Regions from separate parts of the Homo sapiens genome. Here region 1 is linked to region 2. A link is a contact called in ENCODE POLR2A ChIA-PET data. All regions are on one chromosome and are shown on one strand. The core of a region is the stretch at or near the end of the contact, and the rest is flanking DNA. Distances in the headings are between cores, read along the strand shown.

Region 1 (7,192 bases), core at 1,490-3,989, 110 kb before region 2:
AGACCATCCTAGCTAACACGGTGAAACCCTGTCTCTACTGAAAGTACAGAAAATTAGCCGGGCGCGGTCATGGGCACCTGTAGTCCCAGCTACTCGGGAGGCTGAGGCAGGAGAATGGTGTGAACCCAAGAGGCGGAGCTTGCAGTGAGCCAAGATCGTGCCACTGCACTCCAGCCTGGGTGACAGAGCGAGACTCTGTCTCAAAAAAAAAAAAAAATACAAAACTTAGCTGGACATGGTGGCGCATGCCTGTAGTCCCAGCCAGTTGGGAGGGTAAGGCAGGAGAATTGCTTGAACTGGGGAGGCAGTGGTTGCAGTGAGCCGAGATCGCGCCACTGCACTCCAGCTTGGTGACAGAGTGAGACTCCGTCTCAAAAAAAAAAAAAAAACAACCCCAAACTTAGCTTAAACCAGCTATTTCATTTGCCCACCAGTTTGGTGGGCTGGGAATCCAGGGCAGGGCACAGAAGAAATGGTTAGTCTCTACTCCACAGTTTCTGGGACTTTAGCTTGGAAGACTCAAGGATTGGAGGCAACATGAGAGCTGGGACTGGAATCATCTGGAAGCATCTTTACCCACAGATATGGCTGGTTATTCACTGGAACCTCAGCACAGGCTGTCAACTGGGATACTTACAGTGCCCTCCCCATGAGGGTTGGGCTTCCTTCCAGTATGGCAGCCTTTGGGAGTTGGACGACTTACATGGCAGCTTTCCTAACCTAGCCTTGGAAGTCACATAGCATCATCTCTACCCCCTTCTGTTGGTGACAAGAGAGTCACAAGTCTGCCTAGATTGAAGACCCCTTCTCTCTGTGGAAGGAGTGTGGAGGTCATATTGGAGAAGAGCTTATAGAATGGGAGATACTGTTGGGACCAACTCTGGAAGACAGAATCTGTCACAGCTCATAGAGCCTTGTCATTGGATGAGATACTTAGGAAGCGAGTGTAGACAGGAGAAGTCCTGGACTGGCCTGGGGACACTCAACATTTGGAGACTGAGAGGAGGAGGGTCAGTGGGCAGAGGGAAACCTGGAGCAAAAGACACTTCTTGCAGTGACTGCTACTTCCTGCTGAAGTTCCTTAGGGAATGGGGTCAGGATAGGTTCCTCTCTCCTTTCCCCATTGTGTGTATATGTGTCTGTGTGGTAAAATATACATAGCATGACATTTACCATCTTAGCAATTTTTTATTTTATTTTGTGAGACAGAGTCTCACTCTGTCGCCCAGGCTGGAGTGCAGTGGTGCAATCTCAGCTCACTGCAACCTCCGCCTCCTGGGTTCAAACGATTCTCCTGCCTCAGCCTCCTGAGTAGCTGGGACTAGCTAATTAGCCACCACACCTAGCTAATTTTTATATTTTTAGTAGAGACAGGGTTTCACCATGTTCGCCAGGCTGGTCTCAAATTCCTGACCTCAGGTGATCTGCACACCTCAGCCTCCCAAAGTGCTGGGATTATAGGAGTGAGTCCCTGAGCCCGCCACCATCTTAGCAATTTTTAAGGTACAGTTAGTTGAGTGGCATTAAGTACATTCACATTGTTGTGCAACCATCACTACCACCCATCTCCATAGCTCTTTTCATCTTGTAAAACTGAAATTGTACGTTAAACACTAACTCCCCTTCCCTCCTCCCCCCAGCCCCTGGCTACCACCACTCTGTCTCTATGATTCTGATGACTCTAAGTACCTCATACAAGTGGAATCACAGTGTATTTGTCTTTCCATGACTGGCTTACTTCACTTAGCATAATGTCCTCAAGACAGGACAGGTCTTGCCTCAGCTGCAAGCTGGTGCCAGAACCAGCCATCCCTGGTTCTGGGACGTCCATGGGCATGGCCTGGGGGCTCACTTGAGCAAAATTCCATGGCCCCACGAAGACAACCAGAGTCCCCCGTACCTCTCCATCCCGCACAGGCTCAGTCTTCCAAAACACTGCGGTGTGGGAGGGGGTTGCCTCAGTCCAGTCAAAACCCATTTTTTTAGAAAACCATTTATGCCGCTTCTTTAAGAGCTAAAGAATCCTCCAATTTACTCAACTCTAAAAAAAACCTTAACACCCAAACAGTAGCATCTGGACATAAATTTAACTAGATTTCAGAGTTTTCTCTAAGAATAGTTGGTGAATGTTGCTTTACGTCTTGGAGAATTTCCTAAACTAAGAGAGTCCAAAGATAAGGATTATTTCACTTCCAGGAAACAAAACTGCCATTTAGGTCCCTAAATGGCAGATCCCAGGTAACAGTACAAAACAAGTCTCTCTTTACAAAGCCCCTGCTATTGTAGTTAAAATAAACAGTCCATGTGTTAGAGTTGGAAATTCTATTGTTATATAGATATCTTGCTGAAATGGGTTCTGACCCCTACAAAGAGTTCTCAAGAATGAAACACGTGATGTTCCTTTAATGTTGTTTTTGCTCATGCAAATGACATCCTATTACACCCACGGATGCTTAACTACTAAGTTAAAACAACTACATGGCAATTTTGATCACTCCAGAGTCCCCTCACTGTTTTGTGGTTTTATGTAATTCGCATATTGTGTACAAAAAGACTTGACCTGGAGCCGGCAGCAAGAAATGTGTAATTAGAAACACTTCCCGAGGAAATTAGGTGACAAGTGAAGGCTTGAGGATTTCCGAGGGAGCCTGGAGCTGCAGATATTCATTATGGGTACTTAAGAGGCACAGCTGCCTCTGCTGAAAACCATGTCAAATGCCGTCCGCTGGATGCCAGCGTGGAGGCCAGCCCAGAGCCAGAGATGGTGGCTATGGCAACACGCTACTCCATTTTTAAACTTTTCATTACCTAAAAGGAAATTGCTTAGGCTGTTTTTCTTTTTTTCCTTTTTCTCCCTACCAATTTCAGAGTTTGTACCAGCAGTGAATAGCCTCCAGGTCTAACATTTCCTGGGTAATGAGTGACTAGCTGGGTGAAGTGCTTTTGGCCTTACCTCCAGCCTTGGCAACTCCAGCCAGTTATTAATTGCTGCACCGGGAAACACTTTCCAATCAAGCTATTATTTAATCAAAATAAAAGAAAACGAACTATTATTGCTGTCAACAGCAATGAGCAACTCTCCGCAGGAGTCTAAATGGGAACTGTGGAGGTTTTCACTGGAAGAAGTGTTCCTCTGGGGGTCAGATAAGCAGGGCAACGTGAAGTTGCGTGGAGTACCCTTGGGAACTGGTTCTTGTGGGAGGAGAGAATGTTGAACCAGCAGGAAGACGCAGAGAGATTACACACACCCTGTCCTAGATCTCAGTCATTCATGGTCAGTTAACCTGTAACCTTGCTGTTAAGCCAGTGCCCCAAATGCTTCTGTGGGAGTGTCTGCAGGGGAAAAGACAGTCCATAGAAGCATTTGGGCTGCTTCTATAAGCAATAAATAGTAAAACCTGTAACCACCATAATAACCACACTTCCTGAGTACCCCCAATGTGCCAGGCAGGCACTGTGCCCCCAGGTTTATACTCAGATCTCAAGAGTTCCCCACATTGCCACTGTGGGGAGAGTATAGTCACGATCCCTCTTTCACAGGGACACTGAGTCCGAGAGAGATGAACTTGGCCAAGACCCACCACACCCTGGTGTGAATAGCAGAGCCGGGGCTTGACTTCTAGTCTCTGCATCGAGCAGTTGCTTTTTTTTTTTCTTTAAGTGACAATATAAACATAACATAAAAGTGACCATCTTAACCATTTTTAAGTGGATAGTTCTGTGGCAGTAAGTACATTGACATTGTATGCAACTATCACCACCAACCATCTCTAGAACTTTTTCATATCCCCAGCTGAAACTCTGTACCCATTAAACACTAACTCCTCATTCCCTCCTTCCCCAAGCCCCTGGCAACCACTATTCTGTCTCTAACAGCGTGATGATTCCATGGACCTCACATGAGTGAATCATACACTATTTGTCCTTTGGTGACTGGCTTGTTTCACTGAGCGTAACGTCCTCAGGGTTCATCCACGTTGTAGTATGAGTCAGAATTGCCTTCCTACTTAAGGCTGAATTACATTCCATCGTTTGTATACACCACATTTTGTTTATCCATTCATCTATGGATGGACATTTGGGTTGTGCCCATGTTTTGGCTGTTGTGAATCATGCTGCTATGTTTACTTCTTCTTTTTTTTTTTTTTTTTTGAGATGGAGTTTTGCCCTTGTTATCCAGGCTGGAGTGCAGTGGCATGATCTTGGCTCATTGCAAGCTCTGCCTTCTGGGCTCCAGCGATTCTCCTGACTCAGCCTCCCGAGTAGCTGGGATTACAGATGCCCACCATCACACCCAGCTAATTGTTTGTATTTTTAGTAAAGGCGGGATTTCATCATGTTGGCCAGGCTGATCTTGAACTCCTGACTTCAGGTAATCCACCTGCCTCGGCCTCCCAAAGTGCTGGGATTACGGGTGTGAGCCACCGTGCCCGGCCGCTACGTTTAACTCTTAACCTCTAAGATTCATTGCCCCTGGGAGTAGTTGCTCTTCAAGGATAACACATGGCTCAGGGACTGCCTGTCACACCCCAACCTGAGAATCAGCAGAGACTACCACGGGGCCCATCAGGCCACTAGGCAGGTGCCACTCCCCTGGCAGGGAGAGAGGTGCCGGTGGCCACCGACCTCATAGGGTTCCACAGCTCCACACTGGCATGTTGCGGGAGGAATTTCAGTGTTCAATCCCAGGCTGTTTCTCTGAGTCTTAGGTTCTGGGATAAACAAGCTCCTTCAAGTCCAAACTGCTCAGATTAGACTTTACTGATAGATTCCACACCTGGAATCCTGCTCCGGGACTGCAGTCTCATCCTCCAGCTCCTGCAGGCTTCTTCTAAGCTGGTGGGTCTCAGCAGGGATGGGGGTGAGTGGTACTCCACACCCAGGGGACACCACCCACAGGAAGCTTTGTGGACATGTGAAGGGCATATGTGGTTGTCATAATGGTTGGGGGACACTGTTAATATTTATGTGAGGCCAGGGACTCAGGTGACCTGCAGTGTGTGAGGCAGTCACCCACAACAAAGAATTGTCCTGCATCCTGAACCAATTTCAAACAACCCATTAACATTTGTCTCCTAAGCTGTGTGACCTAAGTGCCACCTGCCTCCCCGGTTCCTCTCCCTCCCCTCTCATGCTTAAAGATAAGCCATTTTTGGGCCGGGCACGGTGGCTCACGCCGGTAATCTCAACACTTTGGGTGGCCGAGGCAGGCGGATCACAAGGTCAGGAGTTTGAGACCAGCCTGATCAATATTGTGAAACCCCATCTCTACTAAAAATACAAAAATTAGCCAGGCATGATGGCAGGTGCCTGTAATTCTAGCTATTCAGGAGGCTGAGGCAGGAGAATCGCTTTAACCCAGGAGGTGGAGGTTGCAGTGAGCCGAGATCATGCCATTGCACTCCAGCCTGGGCAACAGAGTGAGATCCCGTCTCAAAAAAAAAAATGCCTACTGTTTTCTCTGCCTAAAATGCCTACTTTTCCCTTTTGTCCAGTATGTGAGGGTTTGTCTTTCTTTCTTTCTTTCCTTCCTTCCTTCCTTTCTTTCTTTCCTTTTTTTTTTTTTTTTCAGACAGAGTCTCATTCTGTCACCCAGGCTAGTGCAGTGGCGTGATTTCGGCTCACTCTAACCTCTGCCTCCCAGGTGCAAGCGATTCCCGTCTCAGCCTCCTGACTAGCTGGGATTACAGGCACGCACCACCATGCCCAGCTAATTTTTGTATTTTTAGTAGAGACGGGGTTTCACCATGTTGGCCTGGCTGGTCTTGAACTTCTGACCTCAGGTGATCCACCCACCTCGGCCTCCCAAAATGCTGGGATTACAGGCATGAGTCACTGTGCCCCGTGGGATTTGTTCTTTAAGGCTCAGATTAAATGTACCTATGTACGAGACTTCCCCAGAACTTCCCAGTAGCATGTGTCAGTCCCTAAATGGGACCTCGTAGCTCTTGGTATGTTCATGCATTTCAGAAATACTTTCTTCTTTCTGAGTACCTACTATGTGCCAGGCACTAGGGTAGGCTAAGAATTTAAAGATGAATAAGACAGAGTCCTTGTCCTCAAGGAATTCCCAGGAAAGTCAGAGACAGACAGCGATCACCATGCAAGGCAACAAATGCCAAAGAGAGGAGGACTGCAGTGTGGGAGCCGTGGAGCCACGAAGAAGCCCTGGGACTCTTGGAAGACTCCACTGGGAAGAGGTGGTTTAAACTGGGTTTTGAAGAATCGAGAAGGAGAATCAGCCAAAGAAATGTGCCAAGATGCCAAGCTGAGATAATTCCATAGGGCTACAGTGTAAGAGACAGATCCAGGAAGGTGGGTCCAGGAAGGTGGCAGGGCCACATCCTGACAAGCCACTGCTGTTAATGATGAAGAGCAGGGAGCCTGTGCAGCCTTGGATTTCATGGGATAATGCCTCCTAAGGCCCTGCTTGGGACATTAGGCACTCACCCAGCCTCCTGCCCATGCCAATGGAGCAGGGGTTCCCTCCAAGTCCTGTCCCGGAATGGTTCTGTTCCCAGGGAGGATAGGAACTCGAATTTGTGGAGCAGCTACTTGATGTGCCAAACATTTGTGTTCTCTTCAGCAAGAGGATACTTGCTGGTGTGCCTGGGAGACTGTCCCAGGATAAATGGGGAGTGTCTTTCTAGAATGTTAATTGCACTCAAAGATTGGGGAGGGAAAATCAATTAGTGTAAATGGTAAATAACTTAAAACATTATTTTTACATCACATCAATAGTGGATATATTATGGAGCAGAATGCTAAAGTAACACACATTTTTCTTAATTTCATTTATCATTTGGAAAGGTAACACGAGCTCATGATACAAAATTCAAAACATGTAAGAGTTTAGAATAGGCCGGGTGTGGTGGCTCATGCCTGTAATCCCAGCACTTTGGGAGGCCGAGGCGGGCGGATCATGAGGTCAGGAGTTCAAGACCAGCCTGGGCAACATAGTGAAATCCCATCTCTACTAAAAATACAAAAATTAGCTGGGCGTGGTGGCACGTGCCTGTAGTCCCAGCTACTTGGGAGGCTGAAGCAGGAGAATTGCTTGAACCCGGGAGGCGGAGGTTGCAGTGAGCCAAGACCGGGCCATTGCGCTCCAGCCTGGGGACAGAGTGAGACTCCACTTCAGAAAAAAAAAAAAAAAAAAAAAAGTTTAGAATGAAAATTTACATTTCGGCTG
Region 2 (7,083 bases), core at 4,174-6,673:
TCCAGCCCTCTCTCAGCACAGCTCCTCTCTCAGCCCTAGCAAGCTACCCATAGTTCCTTAATGCATCAGGCTCTCCTCACCTTTGGGGATACTCAGCCCTCCCTCCAGGCAGCTTTCTCAGTGCCCCCCAGCACCTGTTCCCCCACCCCCAGCTCCACTAAGAGCCCCTTCCTGTCTCAGGGCTTATAATATACATTTTAACTTATTTTTCACTTGTGGGTGTGGATTGCATCTTAATCCTCAAGGTATCTGCAGCACTGTGCACAGAAAGTAGTGGTCACTCTGGTTTTATGTGTTGGGTGAGTAGAAGCAAGGTTTCTGAAACTTTCGAGAATTGCTATGTTTATGAATATAGTGCTCACGTTCTCTCTCTCTCTCTGTCTCTCTCTCTATATATATCTATATATAGATATATATAGATTAGATATATAGATATATATAATTAGATATATAGATATATACACAGATATAGATATAGATATAGATATATATTGCCCCAACAAAGGACAGCCGGACTGCTTCAGCAGAAGCAAGTGCATCTCTCAGGGTCCCTCAGCCTGGCACCTCATCCTTGAGGGCACCTCCATAAAAGGATGGAGTTGGATGGTTGGCCATAAGGAAGGCCCAGAAGGTGCTAACACGGATGAGCTGACATGGACCTCAGGGTCCTGCTTCTCTCCAAGTGACTCTGTCCCACCCACAGTGAAAGTCAAAGTTGCTAAGCCTGAAGTGACAAAAGAGGGCGTCGAGCTGCACCCAGATGCAAGTGCTAAGCCCCAGCGAGGCCCCTCCCACCCACTAGCCAGGTGACTCCCCCCGCATTAGCCTCGCAGCCTGTGCAGTTCTCTCCGATCACGAGTGCTCTGCACCTACAGAGCCGCTTACAAATACTTGCACCCTGAATGTTAAGCCCAAGGATGCCAAGGGCCTTTAGATAAGGTCACACTGGCTTCTGCAGTCTTTGCTCGAGCCCTGTTGGAATTCCCTGGCTTTTGGCTGACAGGTTTATCTAGTCCTCTACCAACTCAGGTTGTCTGAACATCTCCAAACCAGCAGCATGTGAGCAACATGTAAGTCACACAGCCCCATATTGAGCAGGACATATTCAGATTGCATCTAGCCTAGAGTAAGAAGAGGGCATTTTTGGTTGGGTGCGGTGGCTCACACCTGTAATCCCAGCACTTTGGGAGGCCGAGGCGGGCGAATCATGAGGTCAGGAGTTTGAGACCAGCCTGGCCGACATGATGAAACCCCGTCTCTACTAAAATACAAAAAATTAGCCGGACGTACTGGCAGGCGCCTGAAATCACAGCTACTCGGGAGGCTGAGGCAGGAGAATCTCTTGAGCCCGGGAGGTGGAGGTTGCAGTGAGCCGAGATCTCGCCATTGCATTCCAGCCTGGGCAACAGAATGAGACTCCGTCTCAGAAAAAAAAAAAAAAAAAAAAGTTGGCGGGGGGGCATTTTTCCCAAGCTCGGTTCTGTAGAGAGTGGGATGCTCTATCCTGTCCCTGGAGCCCCTCTCTGTGTCTAGGGTGGACTGAAGCCCCTGCCTGCATCCTCTCCGCCACCACCCACCCGCACTCATCCACACACAATCTACTCCTTATTGCCAGGCCCTTCTGAAGCCCAGCATGGCCATCTCTAATCAGGTGCATGTGTTAGGAAGCTGTCAGGACTTACTGGCATGCATTGAATAAAGACTGGGTATGGGTTGTGCCCACGCCTTTCAAATAACACAGCTGTTGATCCCAGAGTCCCACTAATCATTACCAGGGATAGATTGCACGGCCACTTCTGCTTGGGGTGGCCCTGAGCTAATTCATTAAAGGGTATGTGAAGTGGAAGATAGTTAAGGTAAAGGTAATGCCAGACCAAAAATGAGTTCCGTAGTAAGGAGCACTCTTCAGCTCAAATATAGTCTTTTAAAGCTGGAAGGAACTTGGAGACTGTCGGCTTCCACTTTTTTTTTTTTTTTTTTAAGCTGAAGAAGCCATTCTTCCAGTATCAGTTTACATAGAATTCCAATAAATAAAACAGCTAAACAGAGAGCTCTTCTGGAGAATCAGGAATGGGCACAAGTAGCCCATTCATCCCCACTCCTGCCATCCACCTCCTTTGGTGCCTCCATTAGGAAAACCACAGCCCTTACCCATCCTTGCTGTCGTGTACCCATGGGCACCGGCGGCCAGGGAGGCAGTGTGGTGCTTGGGAACGAGCTGGCAGGCAGAAGCCTCAGTCCTGGGAAATGAACTAGCCTTACTGACCCCAGCTTCACTCCTCCGTAAAAGGACTATAATGTCCACCTCAGGGAGATGAATGAAATAGTAAATGAAATATTATATGTGAAAGCTGTAGTAGATATTCATTAAGCATTAGTTTCACTTCCATTTTTGTCCAGTCACAGAGCTTTTTTTTTTTTTTTTTTTTTTTTGGAGACAGAGTCTCTCTCAGTTGCTCAGGCTGGAGTGCACTGGCGGGGTCTCGGCTCACTGCAAGCTCCGCCTCCTGGGTTCACGCCATTCTCCTGCCACAGCCTCCTGAGTAGCTGGGATTACAGGTGCCCGCCACTACACCCGGCTAATTTTTTTGTATTTTTAGTAGAGACGGGGTTTCACCATGCTAGCCAGGATGGTCTCGATCTCCTGACCTCGTGATCTGCCTGTCTCAGCCTCCCAAAGTACTGGGATTACAGGCGTGAGCCACCGCACCCGGCCTTCTTTTTCTTTCTTTTTGAGAAAGGTCTCACTGTATTGCCCAGGCTGGAGTGCAGTAGTGCAATCTCAGCTCACTGCAGCCTTGACCTCCCAGGCTCAAGCGATCCTCCTACCTCAGCTTCCTGCGTAGCTGGGATGACAGGCATGCACCACCACGCCCAGCTAATTTTTGTATTTTTTGTAGAGTCGGGTTTCACCATGCTGCCCAGGCTGGTCTCAAAATCCTGGGCTCAAGCCATCCTCCCACCTCGGCCTTCTAAAGTGCTGGGATTACAGGTGTGAGCCACCGTGCCCGGCCATCACAGAGCTATTATGTTGCTCTTTCTAGATCTACTTGAACTTAGCAGTTCCCAGTCAGGTTCACAGTGAGTTTGTCAGTGGTGCAATTCTACAAATAATGGATTCACCTTGAGATCTGCTTTTATTCAGTCTTTTTTTCCTCAATAGTACATGTTTCTTAAAGACTATTTGAAAAATGTATAAAAGTAAAAGGAAGATAACAATTATTGAGCCTCACCTCCTAAACAAAGCCACCATTTACATTTTGGTCTATTTCCTTCCAGTCTTTTTTTTTTTTCTTAATGCATACACTTTATGGAACGTGAGGAGACCATTGTTTTGCTTTGATCTTTCTTGCTAAATCCTACCTTTCAAAACAAGCCCATTACAGAGAAGAGGAACAGATGTTGCCCAGCTTTTTCACTGTAACTGTAACATCAAACCTTCCCATAGCTGTAAACACTCTTCTCAGATGAAGCTTGTAAATTATGCCATTTTCTGGGAAGAGTCCCAGCCTTAAACCAGCTCCTTTTTCCTCAACTAACACTTGCCAAGGCCAGCCTGAATCTTTCTGCCTTTTATCCACATTAGTCACGGCCTTCTCTTTTCTAGTGTGGATTTGTGGTTTGGCTTGGTGACCCTCAGCTCACAAAATGAGTTGCAAGCAACTTTCTCAACTTTCCTAAATAGGCAGACCCCACTTAGTAAACAGCTTGTCCAACACTTCTATCCAAGACCACTTCTCTTCCCCTCGCTTTCCAGCCCCCATTGTGGGCTACTGTGCCACCGCCATAGGGCCAGGAGTGGGAAACCTGGGCCCTGCAAAGGAATTTATGGATTTACATGTAGAGAGAGGGAAGGAATTGTGAAAAACAGGAATAGCTTAGGGGAAAGGGTCCTGGAGTCCTAAGAAGGAAAGGGAAGTTCAGAGAAGAAGGTGAAATAATACAAACTTGACCTTTAAAGTGTTACTCAGCTGGGCACAGTGGCTCATGCCTGTAATCCCAGTACTTTGGGAGACCGAGGTGGGCGGATCACAAGGTCAGGAGTTCAAGACCAGCCTGGCCAACATAGTGACACCCCATCTCTACTAAAATTACAAAAATTAGCCGGGCATGGTGGCATGTGCCCGTAGTCCCAGCTACTCGGGAGGCTGAGGCAGGAGAATTGCTTGAACCTGAGAAGTGGAGGTTGCAGTGAGCCAAGATCGTGCCATTGCACTCCAGCTTGGGCAACAGAGTGAGACTTCATCTCAAAAAAAAAAAAAAAAAGTTCCTGAGGGTCAAGCCTGGACCAGGAAACCAAGAGGAGAGACTCAACTTCCTCCTATTTTTTTACCCTCATACACCCTCTGACCTTTTGCTTCTATGACCCGAGCTCTTGTTTTTGCTTTTGGGCTGATTCAGTTACATTATAGGCTCAGAGAGCCTTGGGTAGGCTAATCTCCACTTACTGCATCAATGAAAAATGCATTCTGAGTTCCAACTTGCCAGCCCAGGAGCTTCTAGAGCACGACCCACTGGTGAGTGAGAGACTGCAGGTGTTGTATGGAGAACTAGTCCTAGAATTGTCCCTATGCATAAGGGAACCGACACCAGCCACCAAGTGCTCTTTACTTCCTGAGATCTGGATGTGGGTTGGTATTTCTGTACACATGGATCCGACCAGAAGAAAGTAGGAGAGAACCTAGTAAACTTGAGATTGGAGGTTATGTGAAATCACCAAACTAGATGATTCCAGCAAAAAGAGTTTCTGTGATGTGTGTGTAGGTTCACACCCCTTAAGATAACCATACTTGACTGTATGATAGTCGCAGGAGTCACTTACTTACTACAGATGCATCAGAGACCATGTGATGAAGAAGATGGCTTCCCAGTGGAGTTGCAAGGTGCCTCTGGGGGGTGTGTTTTTAAATTGTCAACAGCTTCCACATGGTGTTTATATCCTTAACTTTTGGCATTGGGGGCATTCAGATGAGGTCATCCGCTTGGGTCCATTTCCTGAGTGTTGATCATTTTGCGACACAGAGAACAGCGTCTTCTATTCTTAGAGCCTTCAAGCCTAAATGCTCCCTGCCTGGCTCCAGGCCCATGCCCCCTTCCTCCCCACCCACTTTCCCCAGAAAATTTTTGTTGTGGAAAATTACACATTCACAAATTGTGTTTCTTTCCTCACACCAAGCATATTCCCACACAGAGACAGATTCTGGAATGATCTCATGGATGACTCATGCCATTATCTGGCTGTTTATAGGAGCTGCCTTTAGACAAAGATTTGGTCATAAGCTACGTTAAGACCCCTTCATTGTCTGCCAGTTGCCCTTGCAGGGGATGGCTTATGGCTTATCGATGGAGTCCTGAGTGGGAGTGGGAAGGGACTTCTAGACTAAAAGCTGCTTTTGACTTCACTTTTGTCCATCAACTGTGGACCCTGTTCCATTGTCTCTGAACTCTGGAGGCACCTTCTGCTTGATGTCAGCAAGCAGGCCTGGTCCAAGATGGCAGCTGCACTGTATCGGAAGGGCAACAAACGGGACTCTTAAGCTAAGGGGAAGACTTGTGTCGTCGACTTCCGGCCCATGTGTAATCTCTTAATTAAAATTTAGCTCACAAGTGGTATTTCCTTTCGTAATCCAGCTTTCAGGCTTTGCTTTAGGTGCAGGAAATCTCTCACTCCTTATTCTCTTTGAAGGGTCTGGAAATCCTGTTAATATTTAATTGGCTTTTAAATTATTGACACATCAAAGTGTTCAACCTATTGTTGTCCTTTGAAGAGCTAGCGCCTAGTGGAGCTCCTGGCAGGTGTTCCAAGTTCTTGGGCTTAGAGCACCATTAGAGAAAGGATGGTGGAGAGAAGTCAGGACCACTCCATTTTGGAAGCAGAAAGCCTTGGAACCTAGTTAATTGGATCACACTTTTTCCATCTAGTTTCCAGGTGTTAGATATTTAAGTCTTGTCTTTTTTTAAGAGAGTAATATTAATTAGTTCATTGATCATGCTCCCTGAGGAAAGGGCCATAGCTTGAACTTCTTGTTATCTAATAGGGAATCTTGTTTTCCTGTCAGAATCTGTTTCATGCATTATGGCTCAGTGAGCAGCTGGCTGGGCCTCTGCCAGGGAGCCACAGAAGAGGAAACTAAAAATCATTTTGCCTTTTACAAAAGATGAAGTCCAGAGTCGGCCGTTTTATGATTAATAATGACCTAGGTATTCCCCTTTGGCCCCAAGATAGCTAGATTAGCCACCTGCTTTGATCAGGTGACTCCACAGCTGTGCATGTGTGCTTTGTGCTGAAGAAGCCAAAACTAAGACAGGGGTCCAGGGGTTTCTAACAGTGAAATTACAGGCATTCAAGGAGAGCTACATTAAATTAATTTTGGTGCCATCCTATGAAGGATGAGTTTACACTCCCAAAATGAACCAGCCTGTTTTTCTGCTCATTGCTTAACGGTATAACTGCTGCTTGGCTGTCTCCCCAAATGTGCTTTTACCTCCTGTTTTAATCCCCACCCCCATCTTCTGAGTCCCTCCCTTTTACCCCCTCCAGTCACTCCCACTCCCCCACCCCCGTGGGCCAGTTTTAAATGTCAGCCTTTGTTTAAAAAAAAAAAAAAAAAAAGTATATATCTTTGTGCTGGATTTTCAGTGTGCTTGTTGCCTACAGCCTCTGCAGAAGTTCACAAACTTGCACAGAATGTGAAAGCAGCTCCTCTAGGTACATGTGGCTAAGCTGCAGCGCTACCCAGGACTGTAGAGAGAAGGAATGACAACCTTGCATCGTCCACAGTTCCTTGCCAGTAGTTCAGTTAGGGTGTCTGTAGAAATGAGATCACTTCCTATAACCTGACTAACCGTGTTCACCTCTGAGTAAAAGCTGCAACATTTTAACCTAATATACACAACTTTAGACAATATTCATGTGTAGTATTTGAACTTGCCTCTATGCCATTTTTAAAAGGAAGTGGAATATAAGTAAATTAGTAGGGCCAGGCACGGTGGCTCACGGCTGCAACCCCAGCACTTTAGGAGGCTGAGGAGGGCGGATCAACTGAGTTCAGGGGTTCAAGACCACCTGGCCAACGTGGTGAA

The links. ChIA-PET counts read pairs that join two places held with the same protein, here RNA polymerase II (POLR2A).
Region 1: POLR2A ChIA-PET joins it to region 2 with 12 read pairs in AG04450. The contact joins two enhancer-like sites. POLR2A ChIA-PET finds 5 or more read pairs at or near these places in 4 of 52 experiments (AG04449, AG04450, Caco-2 and 1 more).

What each region holds. Positions count from the first base shown.
Region 1 is chr18:23,111,897-23,119,088 of GRCh38, forward strand. No RefSeq gene overlaps it. Among named protein-coding and RNA genes, the nearest start is that of CABLES1, 20 kb to the right of the region's middle. Within about 2 kb of position 2,740, at least 13 of the 41 ENCODE cell types and tissues checked have a DNase peak (open chromatin) inside an H3K27ac peak, as active enhancers do.
Region 2 is chr18:23,222,153-23,229,235 of GRCh38, forward strand. The region is part of intron 4 of CABLES1 (Cdk5 and Abl enzyme substrate 1); the gene reads left to right. Among named protein-coding and RNA genes, the nearest start is that of CABLES1, 90 kb to the left of the region's middle. RefSeq lists an enhancer at 4,501-4,600. Within about 2 kb of position 5,424, at least 20 of the 41 ENCODE cell types and tissues checked have a DNase peak (open chromatin) inside an H3K27ac peak, as active enhancers do.